Regions from separate parts of the Homo sapiens genome. Here region 2 is linked to region 1. A link is an interaction called in ENCODE POLR2A ChIA-PET data of the cell type or tissue named here. Cell type or tissue: OCI-LY7. All regions are shown on one strand.

Region 1 (8,000 bases):
GCCTCCATCTCTAGAAATTCTGTTTATTTCTAATAAATCTGGGTTGAGCCCATGCCACTCCAAGTGACCCTCAAGTAACTCTAATGGCTGCCAGGATTGAGAACTACTACTCTACATGAACTCAGGGGAAGTAGTGCAAGAATTTTTTCCCTACAGAATAGGAATCATTAAATTGTCATGGAAACAGAACTCATTTCCATTTCTTAATTCCCTTGGCTGTTTGATTCACAGCCGTGTATCTGCACCTAGAATCATTATTGGCACAGAATTGAACAAATATATTGGCTTAATGTTGAATATCCAGTTTTATTTTAAGCTTAAATGGATCATATAAAACAGCAGTTAATAATTTTAAATGACATCAGTATTTTTAGCTACCAATAGTTAGAAAACCAGAAGGAAACCTGAAATTCTCTGGTTAGATATTATTTTTAAATACACTATCTTTCTCTAGTTATTAACTATGTTTTTTAGACTTTCTATGTAATATTGGTAGAAAATGATTTATTTCCTCAAATAACCTTTATTTTATTTTATTTTTTATATTTTTTTTGAGATGGAGTCTCACTCTGTTGCCCAGGCTGGAGTGTAGTGGTGTGACCTCAGCTCACTGCAGCCTCCACCTCCCAGGTTCAAGCGATTCTCCTGCCTCAGCCTCCCAAGTAGCTGGGATTACAGGCATGCACCACCACACCCGGCCAATTTTGTATTTTTAGTAGACATGGGGTTTCACCATGTTGGCCAGGCTGGTCTCGAACTCCTGACCTCAAGTGATCTGCTCACCTTGGCCTCCCAAAGTGCGGATTACAGGCATAAGCCACTGCGCCCAGCCTAAAATAGCCTTTATTTTAAAGTATGCAAGGCTAAATGATAAATTGGAAGCAAAAATATAAGATGATCAAACAATCCTGACATTTTCTAGAATTGTAGTATGCAATTAAAAATCCCTATATTTATATTTATTTATTTTTATAATGTGAATTCTATCTAAATGTCCCAGTTCTGTACTTAGTATTAAATGTGATTTTTCTCCATCCCCAATGTCACAGCTATCCCCCTTTCCCTTACCTTGGAAACTCTTCCTCCCCCACTGCAATCCCTGTGAATATATTTTTCTGATTTGCAGCAAACCATGCTATTAATTTTTCGCGTATCTTTCTGTTGAGCTTCACATAATCTTAACGAGTTTTTATAGCAGAGTCTGACAAATACTACTTTCTTATAATGCCATCCTTTCCCAAATAAATTAGAGGTTTCTGAAAATTACTATAACAGGTATTTATTTATACTTAAATAATCAATTTTAAATTGCATAGCTATTAAAAAGCTCTGTGCTCTTTAGAATCACCCTTCCCGCCCCCCCTCCACACACACACACACACACACACACACACACACACACAGGTTGTATAATGGCTTCACTAACTCTTGAATGAATATCTCCGAAACAAGTGGATGCCAGATTCTTTCCCAGAGGCCAGGTTTCATCATGTTCCTGGTTCTTACATTTTAGAATAGGAAGCTGAATTTCCCTTTTTATCCAGAAATTATATTTACAAAAGATTATTCAGATAAGGATACGACTATTTGCAAAGGACACAAATATTTTCAAAAGAATAGCACAAATAAAAATATCTTTAAGTTTCAAATAAATTATATTTCAAATGACTTTAAAATAAGTGTTTTGTAAGTTGGCCAAATCTGAAGATATTTCTCCAATTAAAAACAGAAACTAGGCCTGGCACGGTGGCTCACACCTGTAATCCCAGCACTTTGGGAGGCCGAGGCAGGAGGATCACTTGAGCCCAGGAGCTCGAGACCAGCTTAGGCAACATGACAAAACCCTGTCTCTACAAAAGAAATACAAAAATTAGCCAGGCATGGTGGTGTGTGCCTGTGGTCTGAGCTACTTGGGAGGCTGAGGTGGGAGGATCACCTGAGCCTGGGAGGCCAAGGCTGCAATGAGCTGTGATCGCGCCACTACATTCCAGCCTATGTGATAGAGTGAGACCCTGTCAAAAAATAAATAAATAAAATTTAAAAATAAATAAAGAAAAACGAAAGCTCTATACTTATTTGTTGGAGAACCTAAAACACATACATCAACAAGGACATCTTCCTCCAGTGGATCATCATCATCTGGAAAATACTGACTTCGGATATCTTACTACAGGGAGAGTGTGAGAGAGAAATGCAAAGAGATAATGCTAGACCCAGATAAACACAATCTTTAGCAAATCTGGCCACATTTGCTGAAATAAGAGTTCTGTCCGTTGAACTTCAGTGGCCTCCTGCCATTTTCTTCCTTCTGATAAAAGGTTAACATATCTAAAGCATTCTAGCAAATAGATCTTGATGACCTCATCAAGGGTAACTGTATCTTGATCCCTTGGCTATATTAAATAAGAGGTACTAACTGCAGAAGGAATGAGAAAATGAATGAATGAACAAATGGACCCAATTGTTTCGTCCTAGGACTGCCCAAAGAAGGTGAAGCAAGTAGAGTCCCTGGTGACGTGTAATGTAAGCGTAAGTAGCAGATGCTAACCAGATGTCTCAAACTAAGCCTTGGTGATCAGATGGAAGACCCCAAGGGAGAGTAGTGACAATGACAGATACGGGGAATCCCCAGATCAGGGGTTGGGGTACAAGTGGGGGTTACAAGTGGGCTGACCTTGACAGTGTAGTCACAGGCTACCGATGCATCAGGTGTGGTGCGCTCAGGTACATAGATGAAGCTGGAAACCATCATTCTCAGCAAACTAACACAGGAACAGAAAACCAAACACCGCCTGTTCTCACTTATAAGTGGGAGCTGAACAATGGACACAGGGAGGGGAACATCACACACCAGGGCCTGTTAGGGGGTGGGGAGCAAGGGGAGGGAGGGAGAGCATTAGGACAAATACCTAATGCATGCAGGTCTTAAAACCTAGATGATGGGTTGATAGGTGCACCATGGCACATGTATACCTATGTAACAAACCTGCACGTTCTGCACATGTATCCCGGAACTTCAAGTAAAATTTAAAAAAAAAAGAAGTATAGACTCTCTGAGCATCAGTCTGGACTTCAAAACTAGGATACTGAGGTTAGAAACTAAGTTATTTCATGCTCTTAGCAAAAATGGGCAGGACCAAGATACTGATCATCAGAGCCCACTGACTGTCAGAAGGTAGGGAGAAAATTCAGCCACTCAAGCTGCATCACCCAGTCTCTGAATGCTAACCAACTCAGGGCTTCAAGCATGTAGTTCAAAGAAGATCACTTTGAAGGATATGTGGACAGATAGGAAGGAAATGTGGACAGTTAGCATAGCACCAGGCATAGAACTGACCCTCAAAAAATATTTAAGCTCATATGTCAGAACTAGAAAGGAACCAAAAGTCATTTAATCCAATTCCATCAGTATCAGTTAGAATTCGTGTAGGCTGCTTGTAATTGAAAGTAACATGGCTTAAACAAGACAATGGTTAACTTTATCTGTGTAAAATAAGCCCATATAAGTGGCTTTTGAAAATTGTTATAACAACAATGAATGTATATAATTACAAAATATAGGTGCAGCACCAGACAGGGTCAAATTCTCAGCACTGAAACAACCAAGGGAAACTCTCTACCTAGTCAGGGACAAACCAGTTCAAACTTCTGAGATCTTAAATTTTTTTTTATCCTAATCCTAAGGAGTCTTGCTCTGAAGATTAGGGTTCAGTCCAAGTGGGGGCAGGGGATGGAGAGGGAGGAAGGGAACAACAGCTCCCATCTCCAATCCCTCCTATTCAGTTATTATGTCAGATCTGCCCAGAGGAACTCTACTGTCAATCTTCAAGTACGGATACCTTGGACAGAAGTCAACTTTCACAACTTCTCACTTCAGATACAAGAACCACAGGTAAAGGCCGGGTGCGGTGGCTCACGCCTGTAATCCCAGCACTTTGGGAGGCCGAGGAGGGTGGATCACTTGAGGTCAGGAGTTTGAGACCAGCCTGGCCAACACAGTGAAACCTAGTCTCTACTAAAAATCCAAAATTAGCCGGGCGTGGTGGTGCTCGCCTATAATCCCAGCTACCCGGAAAGCTGAGGCAGGAGAATTGCTTGAACCCGGGAGGCAGAGGTTGCATTGAGCCAAGATTACGCCACTGCACTCCAGCCCGGGTGACAGAGCGAGACTCTGTCTCGTTTAAAAAAAAAAAAATCAAAAGGCTATTTCTAATAAGAGAGACAACTTTAGCCACTGGAGAACATAAAGGAGGGGAAAAACACCTCAGTTTACCAAATTATGCTTTAAAATTACAAATTAAACATCAAAGAAGTTTCCAATGATGGTTGTTCCTCTTCTCAAATGTGCTATTGGAATTGATTTTTTTTTTTAATTAGCCTAGGGCAAAGAAGAGCTCTACTTAAATGGGCCAAGCACATAGAAACATGCCAAATGGGCACTCTACCCCACCAAACTGTGAATTTAAAACAGCACTAGGTCCCAAGGACAGTAAATAAAATCATTAGTATATACACCTATTAACTTCTCCCTTTTCATACATTAGGTAGGCTGCTCAAAAAGACAGATGAATCCAGGAACATTAACTATAAATTACAGGAAGTAAAATGGGGATCTGGCAACTATGGTTAGTGTTGCATCAGACATAGTTTCTGTATTAGATCTTTGTAAAATGCTCCTTGAGTAGTATGCCATGATTGGTCTTACTTAGTAAGTTATTTACTAACTTTAATTTATTGGTATTAAAATACCAATAAATTTCAGCTTCAAACAATAATCAGAATAGAGACTGACTGCACTTTACTTTCATTGTCCTGCCATAAAGATATTTAAATTCTCTAATGTGTGTTATAATCTGATAAACAGTGTTTAAATAGGTTGCAGTTTCTCATTTTATTGATGACAGGCTCATTAAGGATGATTCAGAAACCATAATATTAGAAGTTCTGTCTTCCTTCATTGCTTTCATGACTGAAGGGAACAGGGCACTAAAGAGAAGTACAGAGAAGTAATTTGCCCATAGAGACACAGCTCAAATACAGATAATGTGGCTCTAGCACCCTGGCTCCTAACCACTCCTCTATGCAGCATTAGAAATAAGAATGTTGGCCAGGCACGGTGGCTCACGCCTGTAATCCCAGCACTTTGGGAAGCCGAGGCAGGCAGATCACAAGGTCAGGAGATCGAGACCATCCTGGCCAACACGGTGAAACCCTGTCTCCCCTAAAAATACAAAAATTAGCCGGGCGTGGTGGCACGTGCCTGTAATCTCAGCTACTCGGGAGGCTGAGGCAGGAGAATCGCCTGAACCCAGGAGTTGGAAGTTGCAGTGAACCAAGATCGCCACCGCACTCCAGCCTGGCGACAGAACGAGACCCCATCTCAAAAAAAAAGAAAAAAGAAAAAAGAAATAAAAGAAAGAATGTTTGGCTGAGAGCGGTGGCTCACGCCTGTAATCCTAGCACTTTGGGAGGCCAAGGCAGGTGGATTGCCGAGCTCAGGAATTCGAGACCAGCCCGGGCAACACGGTGAGACCCTGTCTCTACTAAAATACAAAATAATTAGCCAGGCATTGTGTTGTGCGCCTGTAATCCCAGCTACTTGGGAGGCTGAGGCAGGAGAATCACTTGAACCTGGGAGGCGGAGGTTGCAGTGAGCCTCGGCTCCACTGCACTCCAGCCTGGATGACAGAGTGAGGATCCGTCTCAAAAAAAATAAAAATATAAAAAAGAATGTTCATTGTTGCATTTTCTAATTTAAAAAACCTTGCTGGAAACTAAATGTCCATCAGAAAAAGAATGTATAAGTATATTGTGATGTAGCCATACAATGGAATACTGTTTAGCAGTTACAAAGGTATGCGTCAACATAATGAGTCCCAGAAACACAGGGTTGCATTTTGTTTTAAAGGCATGTGGCTAGGCACAGTGTCTCATGCCTGTAATCCCAGCACTTTGGGAGGCTCAGGCAGGAAGATCACTTGAGCCTAGGAGTTCCAGGCTGCAGTGAGCTATGATCATGCCACTGCACTCCAGCATGGGCAACAGAGTGGGACTCTGTGTCTAAAAAATAAGTAAATAAATACATAATTTAAAAGCATGCAAAACATGATTCAATATAAAACCATGTATATATAAAAATTTGTCAAAAAATTCTATACAGTCTATATATTCCTTCCATATATTCTATGTAGTGTTTCCAGATACATATATATATAGCAAAAGTATGAAAATATTCATAGCAATAATAAACCAAATTTGGGATAGTGGCTGCCTTTGAGAAATAGAATCAGGAAAAACAGGCATGCAGCCTTAAACTTATCTATAAGGTTTTGTTTTTAAAAATGTATTAGGCTGGGCATGGTGGCTCACGCCTGTAATCCCAGCACTTTGGGAGGCCGAGGTGGGCGGATCACCTGAGGTCAGGAGTTCGAGACCAGCCTGGCCAAGATGGTGAAACCCCATCTCTACTAAAAAAAATACAAAATTATCCAGGCATGGTGGCGCATGACTGTAATCCCAGCTACTCGGGAGGCTGAGGCAGGAGAATCGCTTGAACCTGGGAGGCGGAGGTTGCAATGAGCAGAGATTGCGCCATTGCACTCCAGCCTGGGCAACAAGAGCAAAACTCCATCTCCAGAAAAAAAGTATTAAAGTCCTCATCAAATAAGGCACAATGCTAAGACTATTCCGAATCTGGGTGATGGGCATAAGAGCATTTATGATATTTATTTTCTTTATTGTTCTGTGTCCCTGAAATTTTACATGATAAAAGTCCAGCATTTGTTCACATTAAAATGGTTAATTTTATGTTATATGCATTTTACCTCAATAAATATTTTCTCTTTTTTTTTTTTTTTGAGACGGAGTCTTACTCTGTTGCCCAGGCTGGAGTGCAGTGGCATGACCTCAGTTCACTGTAGCCTCTGCCTCCCAGGTTCAGGCGATTCTCTGCCTCAGCCTCCTGAGTAGCTGGGATTACAGGCATCACCTGTACAGTGTACAGTGCCACCACACCAAGCTAATTTTTGTATTTTTATTAGAGATGAGGTTTCACCATGTTGACCAGGCTGGTCTCGAACTCCTGGCCTCAAGTGACCTGCCCACCACAGTCTCCCAAAGTGTTGGGATTACAGGCGTGAGCCACTATACATGGCCTCAATAAATATTTTCTTAATATTTAAAAAATGAGTTCAGGTGGAACTTAAAGCTCTCACAAACGTTAATGACATTTTCTTTGACCATATCTACATAATGCAAAAAAAAACAATAAAAAGATGTAACTTTATTTTGTATTAATTATACCAGTGTGGGCCAGACAAGGTGGCTCATACCTGTTAATATAGTTGGGATTTGTGTTCCTACCCAAATCTCATGTGGAATTAGAGGAGGGACCTGAATGGAGGTGACTGGCTTATGGGGTGGATTTCCCTCTTACTCTTCTCATGATAGTGAGTGAGTTCTCAAGAGATCTGATGGTTTAAAAGTGTGTGGCACTTCCCCCTTCACTCTCTCTCCCTCTTCTGCCACCATGTGAAGAAGGTGCTTGCTTCCCCTTTGCTTCCGCTATGATTGTAACTTTCATGAGGCCTCCCAGTCTTGCAGAACTGTGAGTCAATTAAATCTCTTCTTCATAAATTACCCAGTCTCAGGTAGTTCTTTATAGTAGTGTGAAACAGACTAATACACCTGTAATCCCAACGCTTTCGGGCGCCAAGGCAGGAGGCTCTCTTGAGCTCAGGAGTTCAAGACTAGCCCGGGCCACATAGTGAGACCTCATCTCCACAAAAAAATTTAAAAATTAGTCAGACATGGTGCTGCATGCCTGTAGTCCCAGCTACTTGGGGGCTGAGATGGGAGGATCACTTGAGCCCACCATTGCACCATCACACTCCAGCCCGGGCAACAGAGTAAGACCCTGTCTCAAAAACAAATAAAAAATTGTATCATTGTGGTCCTCATAAGTGTGATTTTTAATAGGTGTACGGTTCCATATTCAAATC
Region 2 (8,000 bases), 210 kb before region 1:
CAGCCTCCTGAGTAGCTGGGATTACAGGTGCGGGCCACCACTCCCAGCTAATTTTTTTGTATTTTTAGTACAGACAGGGTTTCACCATGTTGGCCAGGCTGGTCTCAAACTCCTGACCTCAGGTGCTCCACCTGCCTCGGCCTCCCAAAATGCTGGGATTACAGGTGTGAGCCACGGCGCCCGACCTACACATACTTTCTCTAATGTGCTGCTATTAATGTGACTCAGTGACAGCAGTTCCTAACCCTGTGTCTTTCCATTCAAATTCCTGGTTCCTGGGTAAAAAGGTTTGAATAGCTCATCAGCATGGGTCACATGTCCACCTTGGCTTCACTCAGCAGCAATTGGGGACAGTGTCTCATTGTGCAAACCTGCAGACCTACCTGGCTTCTGGGGCATGCCCCCTCCTCCTCCTCAGGCCAAGAGCATTTCTAAAAAGATGAGAAATGACCATGGTACTGGCTGTCACCCAAAAAGACACCTGTCCCCCACACTTCTGTCAGTGACTCTGTGAATAAGGGGTGAGCTACGCACCGCCTATTCATTCTGCTGTCAAGAAATCTGACCTGCTTCTCCTATTTTGTAAAACAACACCTTTTATGTTTGTCTAATTTCAGGCCTTCAGCAATAGAGCTTCACTGTATACAAGCAGAATGACAAGGGAGGTGGAAGCTCATTGATATGATAGGCTGGACAAAATGCATTTGCACCCTCGTGTGGTCCAAGTTACCTGATATCCATGGACTTTGATATAAACACTAGGCTTGCAGAGAGGTGCGAGGTCTTAATCAAGATGGAATAGCCTTAGTGACACCGGTTCCTAAGGCTCTATTGCACCCTCTTGTTACCCTTTTCACAGTTTACTAGGTGAGGAAACTGAGGCCTAGAGGGGTGAATTGATTCACTCAAGCCTCTCAGTAGATCTCCTAATTCCCAGTTGGTTATCCACCAGATACATCAGATAGACACCAACTCTTTGGTTCTCTGTGTTTGTTTAGGCTTGAGAGTGTGAATGTCTGTGTGCATGTTTGTATTATATTTTGCATAATATGTGTTAAATCTTAATTTACCTACTAGTATTCATGGTATTGCTTTCCATTCCTTCTGCATATTGTATTCCAGCACAGTGCTTCTCAAACTTAAGGTGCACATGGATCAATTGGAGATGTTGTTAAAATGAAGATTCTTATTCAGTAGGTCTGGGATGAGGCTGAGATTCTGTATTTCTAGTAAGCAGTCAGGTGATGACAATGTTCCTAATCCATGGCCCATATTTTATGTAGCAAGGCTGTGGCAGATGGCTGTGCACTTGAACTTTCATATATATTTATATGTACACACATACACATACAAGTGTTTGCATGAACAAAATCGGGACCACACAGGTTATCATTATGGGGAAGAAAAACCTGAATCTAAAATAGAATTTAGAAAGGCCATCTCACCACAACAATACCTCTGATCTTGTGCTGTGATGAATCATTTACATCAAGTCAGTGTTTCTGTTCTCTAAAGCAGCCATTATTCATAACTTGAAGTTAATGAGTGTGTATTGCTCTCTAGACTCTATTTAAATTGCTTGCATACCTCATTGATTCTGAAAACCAATGTCATCTTATTGCCCTCATTTGATTATATTTTAGAGGTTTATTGATAATCAAATAAACATGAAAGCAAATACCATAATGGATTTTCTGGTTACTTACTAAAATGACTGGGTTTTTAAAGAGGTTTCTCCCAAGGCTCCATCATGATTTCCCCAGGAAGACATTACTTCACCCTCAGTAGAGTAACGTCAATGAAAGTGGGCTGCTCTGGGAAGATATATTTAATTTATGTATTTTTGTTTACTCTGAACTCTTCCAGGTACTATAAGAGAAGCTGACTTATTAAGATTGCATCCTCTCTCTCTCCAATCCCTTTAATGGTTTATGGTCTAAGAGTAGATTGAACTCTTAGACAGAGAAGACTATTGATTGATAGACCGATAGCATAAGCAAAGATAATGATACCAACTCTGCCTTTCACTTTCTTTCTTTTTTTTTTTTTTTTTTGTTAGACGGAGTCTTACTCTGTCACCCAGGTTGGAGTGCAATGGTGCCATCTCGGCTCACTGCAACCACTGCCTCCTAGGTTTAAGCAATTCTCCTGCCTTAGCCTCCTGAGTAGCTGGGATTACAGGCACCTACCACCATGCCCAGCTAATTTTTTTGTATTTTTAGTGGACACAGGGTTTCGCCATGTTGGCCGGGCTGGTCTCAAACTCCTGACCTCAGGTGATCCACTCACCTCGGCCTCTGAAAGTGCTGGGACTGCAGGCTTGAGCCACCACACCTGGCCTGCCTTTCATTTTTTGAGCCCCTGCTTTATACCAGGCACTGTACTCTCTGCTTTATGTATATTTGCATTTTTCAAATGTGGATCTGCAGACCTGTTTTCAAGTTATATTTAAGAATGTCTTAATTTTGCTGCTCTTCTAGAAGATGCCCTATAACCAAGTTTCTATGTTTGCATTTAAAAGAAGAAAGAAAGAAAAAAAAAGGGGTAGACCAGGGCTTAGACTAGGTTAGGTGAGTGAGGGACTTAACTCACCTGCAAAATGGAAGGAGGCCCAAAAAAGAAACAGAAAAAAACCTCAGGAATCTAGATAGATATTTTAATGAAATATATTTTAAAATAAAAGTGCCAAAATATTATGATCATCAAAATATCAAAATTTTAAGTAAAGACAGCATCCACTCTGCCTACACAACTCAACCTGCCTCACTTCACTCTTATCCCAGACCTGCTACAAAATTTACATAGTGAAAAAGGTCTCGGTTTCAATTTCTAGCTATGTGACCTTAAGCAAGTTACTCAACCTTTCTGATCCCTATTCTCTCCTCTTTAAATTGGGGTTATCATGATACCTGCCTACCTCCTAGGATTTCCGTTGCAATTAAATGAGACTAAAAAGGTGCAGCAGCGGGTATGAAGCCTGGTCTGTAGGAAGCATTCTGCTTCCCCTCCTCTTCCTCTGCAAGAGATCCCTCAACAAAGCTAGTGTATTACATTTTACGTGGCAAGCCTTGTAGTATGAGCACCTAATCTGTCAATTTCATACTTCTGATTCCACAGAGCAACAAGAAGGCCGAGGTCCTTAACCCCATGATCAGTAGTGTATTGTTAGAGGTAAGTGGCCTCTGGAGAGAAAGTGCTTCTGAATCAAAGTAAATGTTAGAACTACTTTTTTTTTTTTTTGCCTTTCTTCCCCCACAGCAAATGTTATTGCAATTCTGAATCTCATCATCAGGTCTTTTTTGAGTAAATTTGTGTAGCTCAACCAGCTGTAAACCCTCTGATGAAGCAACAATACCTAATTTTCAAGAATTCCTGATTATAAAAAGAAATGCTAAGCTTGCACGTTATTTCTGTCACTGTTTCCTCCAGCAGAAGCAGATTTCTGCTGCCAAATTTGACACTAGATTTAACACTATGATTATTGGCTGCAATGAGGGATTATTGCTCATCGGTGATTTTCATAAAAATGGGCATTTCCTTCTATTTAGAATAACCTTTGGTTTAGCTGGGTCTAATGTCCAAGCTGGCAACAATGACAAGGAGAATGTTTAGCCTATGCCCAGTCAATGACAAGGGACACCATCCTCTGTGACTTCTCACTCTGTGGCCTGCCCACTCACTAGGACTTTGCAGCATCAGTTGTGTTGATATAAAGCTGCCCCAACCAACACTGCTGTGTCTTTGCCAGAAATGGTAGCCTAAGAGAGAAGAGGTCCAGGAAGATTTCTCATTCTTGAATCATAGGCACTGTGTTCCACCTGTAGAGGAAAGGTAGAAGATTGGTAGAGGAAAATCTTCTGTTAGGGGCTAAACTATAAGTAACAGCCGCGGGGCACCCAGCTGAAGGCACAAGGTGTTAACAAGCTAAGTTTGAACATGGGCAATGCATATATCATAGGATTTTGCTTTCTGAAGTGGCTGTCCATTGCAAAATTTGGAAATTACAAAAGTTCAAGAGGGCTACTGTATTAGTCCAATTTCACACTGCTGATAAAGACATACCTGAGACTGGGCAATTTACAAAAGAAAGAAATTTAATGGACTCACAATTCCACGTGGCTGGGGAGGCCTCACAGTCATGGTGGTAGGTGAAAGGCACATCTCACATGGCTGCAGACAAGACAAGAGAGCTTGTGCAGAGAAACTCCCTGTTATAAAACCATCAGATCTCATGAGACTTACTCACTATTACAAGAATAGCACGGGAAAGACCTGCCCCCATGATTCAATTACTTCCCATCAGGTCCCTCCCACAACATGTGGAAATTGTGGGACTTAAAATTCAAGATGAGATTTGGGTGGTGACACAGCCAAACCATATCAGCTACCTATATATTTATATCATTGTTTTGGGGACTTGTACCTTACTGTTAAGGAAAACGACAAAGGTACAGAAATAACTAAGTGATGGCACTGAATATTATTGTTTAGGATGCGGCCGCACAGTGGGATGGCATCAGCCAGAAGGAATAGGAGCTGTAGGGGCAGGTCTTGGAGGAACAGACATAGCTAAGAGAAAACCCTGGCAGTCAGAGGCAGAATGTGGTACAAGAAAAATCTCTCCCCTGGCCACCCAGAAGGCATAAAATTAACTTACCATGTCAGGTATGAGAAATATGAGGTCAAATGTTTTTTCCGTTTCCCCAATAGATGTTTTCACATGTTTTAGTTACCCTAACCTTTAAATGGCCTCTCCATCCAATACTGTGTGTTAGTGCACCACAAAACAGGAATAATAATTTCAGCTATCCCAACCAAACATAAAGTACCATGCATAGGAGGATAACAGTGTTCAAGTTTGCCATGAATAACTGCCCAATAGTATCTCCAGTTAGCTTTATGTTGACCATTCTTGCTTATCTATCTGTAGGGTGGGGCAAACTGAGCTCCTTCATACAGTGTTTTTGTGTTATTTCAGGGCAGTAGGGTTGATCTGGGAAAGAGATAGATAAGACAGGACATACCCTGGGCCAAGAAAGTACACACACTGATGGATCTTAAAAGTCCATAGAAGTGGCTCATGCCTGTAATCCCAGCACTTTGGGAGGCCGAGGTGGGCAGATACGAAGTCAGAAGATCAAGACCATCCTGGCCAACATGGTGAAACCCTGTCTCTACTAAAATACAAACAAATTAGCTGGGCGTGGTGGTGCACGCCCGTAGTCCCAGCTACTCGAGAGGCTGAAGCAGGGGAATTGCTTGAACCTGGGAGGCGGAAGTTGCAGTGAGCCAAGATCGTGCCTCTGCACTCCAGCCTGACGTCAGAGCAAGACTCTGTCTCAAAAAAAAAAAAAAAAAAAAATTCCATGAAAATGATTTGCCTCATTTTGAGTGAATTATTCTCTCTGTTAGTATAGATAATTGAGAGCTGGACATGCCCCATCCAAAAGCATGTGTTTACACTTGCTTTAAGCACCAATATTGCAAGATAAATATAATCCAATATGGGGGGTGGGTTGAAGAGTGGGAACATTATCCAATTGGAAGTATTGTCAAGGTTGAACTATGAAAATAACCCTTCAACCTCATTTTTCTCCTCTCACAGGGCTGCAACAGTACAACGTACATACAGGATGCCTTCCAGCTGCTGCTGCCTGTTCTGCAGGTCTCACATATCCAGACCAGTTGTTTGAAAGCACAGCCGTGACCTGGCCAGACTCCATCTAGTTAAAGGAGACAGCTGGCCGCCTTGCCTCAATATGTACCATTTAAGGGGATGTTCTCTGTGCGCCTGGCCACAGACATCCATTTGAGGACACTACAAGCAATTTTGCACAGACAATATTGAGAATGCAAATTTAGAGAGAGTTATCATTTCTCTCAATGTGTATAATTGTTTTTACAAACAATTGTGTTTTCTTTATGTTAATTTAAACTTACACAGCTTATATTGAAAATTTCCTTTCATCTGAAATTTATTTACAAATATTCGTGTTCATTTTCCTGGTTAAGCATGCTATATTTAGAAACTCATGGGGAGACCTTAGACTTTTGTTTAATCCTTTATGTTTCAACCTTTAAATGTTCCATTCTTATAGTATTACTTTAAATCAATTCTAAAACTGAACTTTGTTTTGTTACATAAATGTCGCAGGCAAAAATAACACTACTTATAGATTTTACCTATTATGGTAAAAAATAGGAACATATTGTCATTCTTTTTTTTTTTTTTTTTTTGAGACAGAGTCTCACTCTGTCGCCAGGCTGGAGTGCGTTGGCACAATCTCGGCTCACTGCAACCTCCGCCTCCTGGGTTCAATCGATTCTCCTGCCTCAGCCTCCTGAGTAGCTGGGACTACAGGTGTGTGCCACCACGCCCAGCCAATTTTTTTTGTATTTTTAGTAGAGACAGGGTTTCACCATGTTGGCCAGGATGGTCTCGATCTCCTGACCTCGTGATCTGCCCGCCTCAGCCTCCCAAAGTGCTGGGATTACAGGCTTGAGCCACCGCGCCCGGCCGGTCATTCATTCTTGCAACAAGCATTTATTGAGCACCTACTGTGTGCTCACAGTAAAGAAACGTGATCTTATCCCAGTAGAGGTAGATATTCTGAAAAAGAATAATTCTTAAACTGCTTAAAACAGGGGTCCCCACCCCCAGGCCACAGACCAGTACCAGTCCGTGGCACTGGTTAGGAACCAGGCCACACAGCAGGGGGTGAGCGGTGGGTGAGTGAGCACAGCTTCATCTGTATTTACAGCTGCTCCCCAGAGCTTGCATTACTGCCTGAGCTCTGCCTCCCGTCAGGTCAGCAGCAGCATTAGAGTCTCATGGGAGTGCGAACCCTGTTGTGAACTGCACATGCGAGGGATCTAGGTTGTGCACTCCTTATGAGAATCTAATGCCTGATGAATCTAATGCCTCATGATCTGAGGTTGAATAGCTTCGTGCCGAAACCATCCCCCACCCCCATCCCGCTACCCCGAGTCCGTGAAAAAATTGTCTTCCATGAAACCGGTCCCTGGTACCAGAAAGGTTGGGGACCACTGGCTTAAAATACCAATAAATTTTTGAACCTTAAAAACTTTGAAGAACAAGGTAAATTGGTGTTTTATTTAATGTCCTACCCTTTAATTTGTTGCATTTTCCTATACTCTTTACACTATTTTATCCCAAACTATGTATATGAGGTGAAAATATATATGAAAAGGGATACTGAAGAATATTTAGTTTAAAATTAATTTCTTACGATCACGAGCACATGGTGGCATAATTACAAAGCTTGGAAGTATTCAAATAGAAAATCAAAGGTGTTTCAATACAGTAGAATCCCAGGACTGCATTTTAAAATCGCCTCACAGATCACACTCGCTGGTGGCAAATATCATCATCGTTGCTAAAGGACAGAAAATACTGATGTGTGTTTTAACTAACTGGTATATTGATCCATGGGAGGCTGCACAGAAGACCCTGCGGCCAGGAGGGGCATTGTCAGTGGCTGCTTCTCCTGAGCTCCACGCCTTCATTGCAGCTGCATGTTCGATACAATACACCTGCTTCACAGCCCCATGGACATCCCTACAGGTACTGTCATGTGAAGCCTTGCCTAGTAGTTCTCTCCAGGGCAAATGAAGCTCACAGTTTTGCAAGGTGGAAACCTCTTATTCACATTTGCTTTGATTCCCCGATGGAGTAGACTGCCTTTGTTCCATACAGGCAAAGTAAGGATATTTTAATATCATCCTACTTCTTATTAGCATTTCATTTGTCTATGTACTGTATTTCATTTGTATGTCTCCTGAAACATCCAAATAGAGAACATAAGAACACTTTATGTACAATCTGGAAAAAAATTACCTGAGAAATCAATTAAAGATTTTTCCCCTTTTCTGATTGCCAGAAATGTTTTTATTAAGTCTAGAGAATGATTAACTGATGAAAATGTTGCATTTACCTCTTCATCAATTTTAGACTTTTTATGTGTAGGGCAGAGGAAATG

Evidence for each region. ChIA-PET counts read pairs that join two places held together with the same protein. Peaks named below come from ENCODE experiments on the same cell type or tissue, not always from the same donor. Only the 100,000 strongest peaks of a DNase experiment are listed, where the experiment ranks them.
Region 2: POLR2A ChIA-PET joins it to region 1 with 5 read pairs; 4 of 35 experiments call an interaction of 5 or more read pairs at or near these places.

Annotation. Positions count from the first base shown.
Region 1 is chr4:39,146,691-39,154,690 of GRCh38, forward strand. No RefSeq gene overlaps it. Among named protein-coding and RNA genes, the nearest start is that of WDR19, 32 kb to the right of the region's middle. In OCI-LY7, no CTCF peak of the experiment used is centred here; a DNase peak (open chromatin) is centred at 4,641; H3K27ac peaks cover 1,030 bases.
Region 2 is chr4:38,937,851-38,945,850 of GRCh38, forward strand. It overlaps FAM114A1 (family with sequence similarity 114 member A1), which reads left to right. Exons shown (of 15, transcript NM_138389.4): 14 at 3,118-3,171; 15 at 5,606-7,889. The coding sequence ends at 5,707. Among named protein-coding and RNA genes, the nearest start is that of MIR574, 74 kb to the left of the region's middle. In OCI-LY7, no CTCF peak of the experiment used is centred here; no DNase peak of the experiment used is centred here.